Regions from separate parts of the Homo sapiens genome. Here region 2 is linked to region 1. Evidence: read pairs that join two places in POLR2A ChIA-PET (ENCODE). Cell type or tissue: Panc1. All regions are shown on one strand. Each heading gives the region's core, and the rest is flanking DNA. Links, peaks and the distances in the headings are about the cores only.

Evidence for each region. Peaks named below come from ENCODE experiments on the same cell type or tissue, not always from the same donor. Only the 100,000 strongest peaks of a DNase experiment are listed, where the experiment ranks them.
Region 2: POLR2A ChIA-PET joins it to region 1 with 10 read pairs; 1 of 35 experiments calls an interaction of 5 or more read pairs at or near these places.

What each region holds. Positions count from the first base shown.
Region 1 is chr9:83,378,448-83,382,848 of GRCh38, reverse strand. The region is part of intron 2 of FRMD3 (FERM domain containing 3); the gene reads left to right. Among named protein-coding and RNA genes, the nearest start is that of FRMD3, 160 kb to the left of the region's middle. In Panc1, for the core only: no CTCF peak of the experiment used is centred there; no DNase peak of the experiment used is centred there; H3K27ac peaks cover 898 bases.
Region 2 is chr9:83,542,163-83,546,563 of GRCh38, reverse strand. It overlaps a transcript of FRMD3 not described here. Among named protein-coding and RNA genes, the nearest start is that of FRMD3, 6.0 kb to the right of the region's middle. In Panc1, for the core only: CTCF peaks have their summits at 1,780 and 1,980 (motif pointing right); a DNase peak (open chromatin) is centred at 1,963; H3K27ac peaks cover 329 bases.

The DNA of each region.
Region 1 (4,401 bases), core at 104-4,103:
TTGGGCCACAGATGGGGATTTGGGAGCCAGTGAAGTCTTTCATGACTTCAAAGCCCTGGGAAGAGATTCAAAACCAGCAAAGGAGATGGACAAAGATCAGACAGAGCAGAAAGAAAAGAATGTGCAGAGAGAAACATTCTGGGAGCAAGGATAGGTATAGACTCAATAAGAGGGAGTGAGCTGCAGTTCCAAGCAGGGAGGCAGGATCAAAGGACTGAGTCAGGAAATGATGACTATCTTTTGCTATTTTAGGAAATTGTTCAGGTGCTAAAAGCTTTGGCATCATGAAGACCAGGGCAAATCCTATCTCTGCCACCTGCTGGTTGTACCACTTTGAGCAGGTTCCTTACACCCTCTGTGTCTCAATTTCTTCATCTATTAAATAAGGATACTAATACTACTTATGCAATATAATTTTTTTAAATGAATTAACCATACTATCAATTTATGTAACTGGTCTTTTTACTCTTCCATGCTTTAAAGATGTTTAAAAGAGCTAAGTCACATGATTACCTATGTAACAATCCTGCACATTCTGCACATGTACCCTTGAACTTAAAATAAAAGTTGGAAATTTTAAAAAAGGCCCATGAATCTAGAGGCTAGCTGATCTTTGACTTTAGAACAATTTGGTGGCAATGTTGTTAAATTTATGTGGCATGACAGCAAATGCTACATGGTGGTAAATTCCACTGTAACAAGCTTGAAAAAAATTCCATAATTTCATTTCATAGATGATTGCATTTTAGTTACTAGCGTACTTTAAAATAAATAGTAATACATGTTTTTTTTTTACATCCTATGGCATTTTCAAACTATCATTTTTTTTTTGAGTGTCTATTAAAGATTTCTTGGGAGTAGGGACTGGCATGCAAGGGTCAGGATGGCTTTCCAACTGTTTTTGTAAATAAGGTTTTATTGGAACTCAGCTAATTCTGTTCATTTACATATTGTCTGCAGCTGCTTTCATGCTCCAATAGCAGGGTTGAGTAGTTGTGAAAGAGATCCATGTAGATCACAAAGCTTAAAATATTTACTATCTGGTCCTTTACAAAAAATAAAAATTTCCAAAATAGGGAAGGGAATGGAGGTTGCTTAATGGATGAAGGGACACAAATGCTTTTTTTTAAAGACTTCCTGGCCCCTCCCCTGATTTGCGCAGTGTTTCTTCTTCTGGCTGTTATCTCTCTTTTGCCCATCCCTGAGACCCTAGAATACAAAAACATCATGGCTAAAGGAGTGGAAAACACTACAGTGAAACAATGAAGATTTTCTTTTTTCTTTCTTTCTTTTCTTTTTTTTTTGCACTCTGCCACCCAGACTGGAGTGCAGTGGCAGGATCTAGGCTCACTGCAACCTCTGCCTCCCGGGTTCAAGCAATTCTCCTGCCTCAGCCTCCTGAGTAGCTGGGAATACAGGCGTGTGCCACCACACCCGGCTAATTTTTTGTATCTTTAGTAGAGACAGGGTTTCACCCTGTTAGCCAGGACAGTCTCGATCTCCTGACCTCAGGTGATCTGCCCACCTTGGCCTCCGAAAGTGCTGGGATTATAGGCATGAACCACTGTGCCCAGCGGATTTTCTTACATAGATTGATTTCCAAATGGAAAAACATTTTTGAGCGTTCGTGATCTACAGGTTTGTTGATGTTGTTGTTGCTGTTGTGTCATAGATCTTCTTGAAACTGGAATGGAAACCATGATTATTGGCAGCTAAATAACTAGGCCTCGCTATAGCCTTATAATCTGGAACACTGATAAGGCTACATTCATCAGATGGCATTCTTTTTTCCCCAGAAGAGGCCAGAGGGGCTAGGAATGACATAAATTGGCTGCATGATAACACAGAGACTAAGTTACTCTGGGGCTTTGTCTAGGTGGATGCAAGAAATCAGGCCATCTTTTTAGGGTCGTCATGGGAATTGCTCAAATTTTGGATCTGGTTACTATTGAGGTGAAAAACAATCTCTTGTCTGGGGAAGTGCATTCATTCTTTTTAAAAGCCCCCTGGGTTATTTAACATATTTCTCTGGGCTACAAATTACTCTGGCTTAGGGTACCAAGGGCTTTGAGAAAGTAAACAGAGAAGTGCGTAATTTATTCTGTAATCATACACTGAATCGATTTCAACAGAAGCCAAACATTTGAAGATAACTAAGTGCTATATTGTTTACTTTTAGATGCAATTTTTTTTGTCTTAGCAGTGGCCAAATTAAAAATCAATCTTCTTAGTCACAAAGTACCACCCCATACCCACCTTCTTTTTCCCCAACCAAGCCAAAATGAGAATATATGAAAGATATGCACCATTTGTATGATAAGGTAGAGGAAAATGATCTCTCAGGGCTAAGTGCAGTTGTGCCTCGCAAAATTAAAAAGAAAGAAACATTCATTGGCAATATCCTCATCCTTCAGGTTCATAGACTGTGGACTGTTAGAACAAGGAAACTCAGGAGTTCTGGAATCGGCCTCCCACCATCTCCACCAAGATCACAGATAAGGAAACCAAAACATAGGGTTAGGAATCTCTCTGCTTTTTCACCCCCTTTGTGTAGCTCATCTTCTTTCTCTTGAAACTGCTCTCAACCAAAATAAATTTGTTCTAAGAAAAGTCTTGAAATGTGGTCAGGTAGATTTCAACAATTCTGCAAACTGGGATCTTTCACAGGGGCTTTGCAGGTTTCCAGGGTTTAAGCTTAAGGCAAAGGGAATAAATACCCAGGGAAATGATTTTAAACACCATGGAAGACAGCTTTTAGTGGAGAGTTAGGGAGGCTGTTTTAGGTCTGGTTTGAAGAAGCAGACCTTGAGATAAAAATTTCTGTATAAGTGATTTGTTAGGAAGTGTTTCCAGGAAAAGACTTGTAGGGGAGTAGAGGATTACAGGAGGGAGGCGAAGGAGGCCAAGCAAGTGTGTAATGCTGGGCAAAGTCATGTAGAGGGTATTTTGGGCTCAATCTCATAGGGGAGTTCTGGAATCAGTGTAGGCCATGCCTTAGAGTTGTGCCATCCAAGGGGTGAGGGAGCAGAGGTATTTATACTACCACATCTGATAGTCATTAGTTAAGAGCTACCCTGGTTTGTGGAGGGTGAGGTGGGGTAGGAAGTTTCAATTCTCTACCCTGTGGTGGACTCCAGTAAACTGAGGGCATCCTTCCTAAAAAGCGTCAGGCTGCTGGGGCTTGACAGTATCTGCTGCAGATGCCTTCCTGGTACCTTCAAATCATACTAAGGGGTGAATCCACTGGTTCATCTTACTCCCCTAGTTCATTTTGTAGAATCAATGATGGGGTCTTAGCTTTCTTATAGCCTTTGGAAATTTTATTCTAAATGAGAGTTGAGGAAAAGAAGATTTCAGCTACAGTAAATTAGCCACAAATTCAGATATTTTGTTACCAGGTTCTCCTTTTTGCCTTTCTTAGGGAAACTCAGTTTCCAGTAAGGAAAAAGACTTAAAAATATCAGAACAGCATATATTCCAAGTAGCAATCAAAAGGAAAATAGCAATGCAATAAATGTTCTAAGACTTATATCTAATTACCAAGCATGCCACATCATGGTGGTTATTTTTTCCCTCAAGTGTAATCCATCTGTACCTCCAATAATAGCAGGAGTTATTGGTGTAGTCCAGACTCCACTTCACTGGCCAACTCATAACTCTAATTGGAAGAATGAGAAAAGAGAGGAGAGAGAGGAAGGGGATGAGGAGAGAGGCAAAGGGCTAACAGCTGGTATTGCAATTGTATAGATAATTAATCTCCTCATGTTGAACAGAAGGGAGAGTGAGATGAGGAGTCAGGGAGAAAGAGAAGGACAAAGTCAGGCTGGGCGTGGTGGCTCACACAGTTAATCACAGCACTTTGAGAGGCTGAGGCAGGTGGATCACTTGAGGTCAGGAGTTTGAGACCAGCCTGGCCTACATAGTGAAACCCCATCTGTACTAAAATATATATATATTTATATAAAATTTATATATATAGTGTATATATATTTATATAAAATTTATATATAGTATATATATTTATATAAAATTTATATATAGTATATATATAAATTATACATATATAATATATATTATATATAATATAAATTATATATTATATATAATATAAAGTATATATATTATATATAATATAAAGTATACATATTATATATAATATATAAATTATATATATAATATAAATTATACATATTATATATAATATATAAATTATATATATAAATTATGTATAATATATATAAATTTTATATGTATATTGTATATATAAATTTTATATGTATATTTTATATATATAAATTTTATATGTATATTATATATATAAATTTTATATGTATATTATATATATAAATTTTATATGTATATTATATATATAAATTTTATATGTATATTATATATATATAT
Region 2 (4,401 bases), core at 293-4,292, 160 kb before region 1:
TACTTTTTATGTGTTTTTATGATGAAGACATTTTGTCTCTATGTTTAGAACTTCTTTGACATTTCTTATAGAGCCAGTCTAGTGGCATCAAATTCCCTTAGTGTTTGCTTGTCTGGGAAATAGTTTATTTCTCCTTCATTTATGAAGCTTAATTTTGCAGGATATAGAATTGTTGGCTGACAGTTTTTTTGTTTTGTTTTGTTTTTTGAGACGCAGTCTTGCTCTGTCACCCGGGGTGGAGTGCAGTAGCACAATCTTGGCTCACTGCAACCTCTGCCTCCTGGGTTCAAGTGATTTTCATGCCTCAGCCTCCTATGTAACTGGGATTATAGGGGCTTACCGCCATGCCTGGCTAATTTTTGTATTTTTGGTAGAGATGGCATTTCACAATGTTGTCCAGGCTGGTCTCAAACTCCTGATCTCAAGTGATCCACCCACCTTGGCCTCTCAAACTGCTGGCATTACAGGTGTGAACCACCATGCCTGGCTTTTTTTTTTTTTTTGAAGACTGAAAATAGGACCCTTATCTCTTCTGTCTGGTAAGTTTTCTGATGAGAAGTCTGCTGTTAGTGTGATGGGATTTCCTTTACAGGTGATTAGACAGTTTTCTCTTGCTGCTATTAGGATTCTTTTTCTTCATGTTGACTTTGGACAGTCTGGTGACTATACACCTTGGTGATGTTTGTCTTGCAATATATCTCCTAGGAGTTCTCTGAGCTTCTTGTATCTGGATGTGTAAATCTCTAGCAAGAAAAGTAAAGTTTTCCTCAATTATTCCCTCAAATAGGTTTTCCAAACTTTTAAATTTTTCTTCTTCTCCCTCAGGGATACCTATGACTTACAGGTCTGGATGGTTTATAATACCATATTTCTCAAAGGCTTTGTTCGTTTAAAAAATTATTTTCTCGGCCGGGTGTGGTGGCTCACTCCTGTAATCCTAGCACTTTGGGAGGCCGAGGGGGGCAGATCACGAGGTCAGGAGATCAAGACCATCCTGGCTAACACGGTGAAACCCCATCTCTACTAAAAATACAAAAAATTAGCTGGGTGTGGTGGTGGGCGCTTGTAGTCCTAGCTACTTGAGAGGCTGAGGCAGGAGAATGGCATGAACCCAGGAGGCGGAGCTTGCAGTGAGCTGAGATCGCACCACTGCACTCCAGCCTGGGTGAAAGAGCAAGACTCCATCTCAAAAAAAAAAAAAAAAAAACAAAAAAAAACAACACTTTTCTCTGTATTTTTGTCAGATTGGGTTACTTCCAAAGACCTGTCATTGAGCTCTGAAATTCTTTCTTCCTCTTGGTCTAATCTATTGTTAAAGCTTTCAACTGTATTTTGTAATTGCTTCAATGACTGTTTCATTTCCAGATGTTCTTTTATTTTTTAAATCTTTTTCCTTAGTAAATTTTTCATTCATACCTTGAATTGTTTTCTGATTTCCTTGTGTTGTTTTTCAACTTTCTCTTGGATCTCATTGAGCTTCCTTACAATCTATATTTTTAATTCTTTATCTGGTGTTTTGGAATTTTCATTTTGGTTAGGATCCATTGTTAGATATTTAGTGTGATCCTTTGAGGTTATCATAACACACTCTTTTTTTCATGCTGCTGGAATTGTTGTGTTGGTCCTTTCTTATTCTGAGGTGTCACTTCTTATTTTTGAATTTACTTTTGTTTGGACAAGACTTTTTATTTCTTCTTTGAGGATGACTGTAATGTATGTTGAATAGGATTGTTTGGCTTTGCTTCTTGGTGCTTTCAGGGGGCCAAGGCTCTGTATGAATTCCTTGGTTATAGATAACGTTAGTATGGTTGTTTTCTCAAATGCTGGTTGTAGTAGTGGTGTACTGGGCATGTGAGTAGGCTCTCAGTCTCCTGTAAAGACGGAGATAGAAGTCTTCAGAAACTTATCTCGGTCCCTAGTGCTGTACACTGAGTCAGCCAAATTTGTATTAGGTTGTGCAGTTTGACTTCCAGACCAGTAGGTGGCACTTGAAGGTAAGAGCTTCTGTGGCAGACGCAGATGGGTATATACTTGATCTTTTTTTTCAGCTGGGAGAAGCTCTGTGTTGTCACAGGCAATTATCTGGCCTGTGGAATACACCATTCTCTGAGTTTCCTGCTCAGCCCTGGGTTGGGGAGTGGCCAAAGCTGAGTCAAGCTGGACTGCCAGGCTTGTTCTTGGATAACCCAATGCCAAGCACAAGCACAAGCCCTGATGGGGTGCTTAGGGGAGCTTCTGGTGAAATGCACAAAGGTCTCCTCAGGGGGTCAGGGGGCTGCACCAGCTCCATGGTGCAGAAACGCAGTCTTCTTCCCTATCATGCCTCTGTCCCAGGGCTCATGACTCAGTTCGACAGACACTTCAATGTAGCTGAGAGACATGGACAATGCCTTTCCTGTGGCTCTCTGCTGAAATGGCTTTGGTGTGGAGCCTCTTCCCTCAGCCCAAAATAGACAGCTTTATGGCTCACCTGTTCTTGCTGCAGGAATGCTGCCACTGTCTGTACAGAGGTGGAGGGGCCCTGTCTTTTGTACAATCTAGGGCCCAGTGGGGACATTGCCAGTAAGGATGCAGTCATCCTTAATAGCCCTGGAATGGCTGTCTACAGGTATGCTTAAGCCAAACCCTGGCGGCAGCAGCTATGCGGGGAGTAGGAGGCTTCATCTCCATTACCAGGCCCAAGCACTGGGGCCACCTGGCTGCTATGGCAGAACCACACTCTTCACCCACAGAGCCAAGCACAGTGCCCATGTCGCTGTTGAAAGGAGTGCAGTCACTTTCAGCACAGAAGTGGGGAGCTCTCAGGAATAGGAGAGCACACTCTATGGTTTCTTTTGTCCTAACAGGTGTTCCCTTGGCATGCTGCACTCTGCCTTTTCCTTGGAACAGCATGCCCTGAGGGTCAGACCCTCAGCTCTCCTGGGTCCAGCTGGCCCCATGTGGGTGCCACAATCTCAGTGGGTGCTGAGGGATGTCTGCAGGGGATTTGGTGATGTGGAGACACAAGAACTGAGATTCCCTGGGCAGGATAGAGTCCCAAAATGGGTGCACACCCAGTGTGGTGCCCGCTACCATAGCTCAAATTTGGGGGTTGCTGACAGCCCAGTGCAGTGCCCTCAAGAAATTCCCAAATTGCCGCCCACACCGATGCATAAGCTTGTGAGGGCAGAGGAGCTCTTCAACAGTTTGGAAACTAGCAATCTGTCACAGGGGTGAGGGCAACCCAAAACATCCCCACTTACCCTTTCCATGGGACCCCAAGTCCTTCAGGATTCAATTTCTGCCAAATTCTTGCCTCCTCCTTTTTTCTGTGCCCTAGCTTCTGCTTGTGAATTTTCCAATAGGCCTTCACACTCGTCTCTTAATCTTTTGAGTTATGATTTTTCACCTCTAACTTTGGTTCTTCTTTTTTGGGGAGATTGGGTGATCAGTGTCTCCAGTCAGCCATCTTGAAGCTGCCCTAAAAGTTTTACATTTTAACTGAGTCCAACTTATGCTTTTGATGTGTTGATGTTTGTTGATTTTTATCACCAAACTGAAGATTACCTAAATTTTCCCTCATGTTATCTCCTAGAAGTTTTATTGTTTACATGTGAGTCAATGATTTATTTTGACTTAAAATTTGTGAACAGTGTGTGGTCTATGTCTATACTCATTTTTTTGCATGTGAATGTCTAGTTTTTCCAGCACCATTTGTCAAAAAGATTATCCTTTCTCCATTGGACTGACTTTGCTTCTTTGTCAAATATCAATTGACTGTATTTGTGTGGGTTTCTTTCTGGTCCCTCTATTTTGTTCCACTGATCAATTTGTTTATTCTTTTGCCAGTACCATACTGCCTTGATCACTTTGGTTTTATATTAAGTCTTAAAGTCAGGTAATATCAGTCATCTGAGTTTGTTTTTCTTCAGTATTGTGTTAGCTACTCTGGGTTTTTGCCTTTCCATATAAACTTTAAAAAAAGTTTGCTGATATCCACAAAGTAACTAGCTCAGGTTTTGACTTGGGTTGCACTTAACCTATAGATCAATTTGGGAAGACCTGAAATCTTAACAGTATTGAGTCTTCCTATCCATGAACATGGAATAGCTCTCCATTTATTTAGTTCTTTGATTTCTTTCACCAGAGTCTTGTAGTTTTCCTCATAAAGATCTTGTGCATATTTTGTTAGATTTATACCTAAATATTTCTTTTTAAGTTATCAATTTTAATGGCTGTAAAAGTGCTTAAAATGAAAAAATTCAAGATGCAATATTTACAACCATCAATCTTTTGTGGGCAGGCCACCTGTTATCTATTTGTGGCTTACCAAAGTGTTATAACCCATTGGTTAGGCATATTTTTTGGTAAAGAATATCAGTTACTATCACTGAGCGTGAGACACTAATTAATCTCACCCAT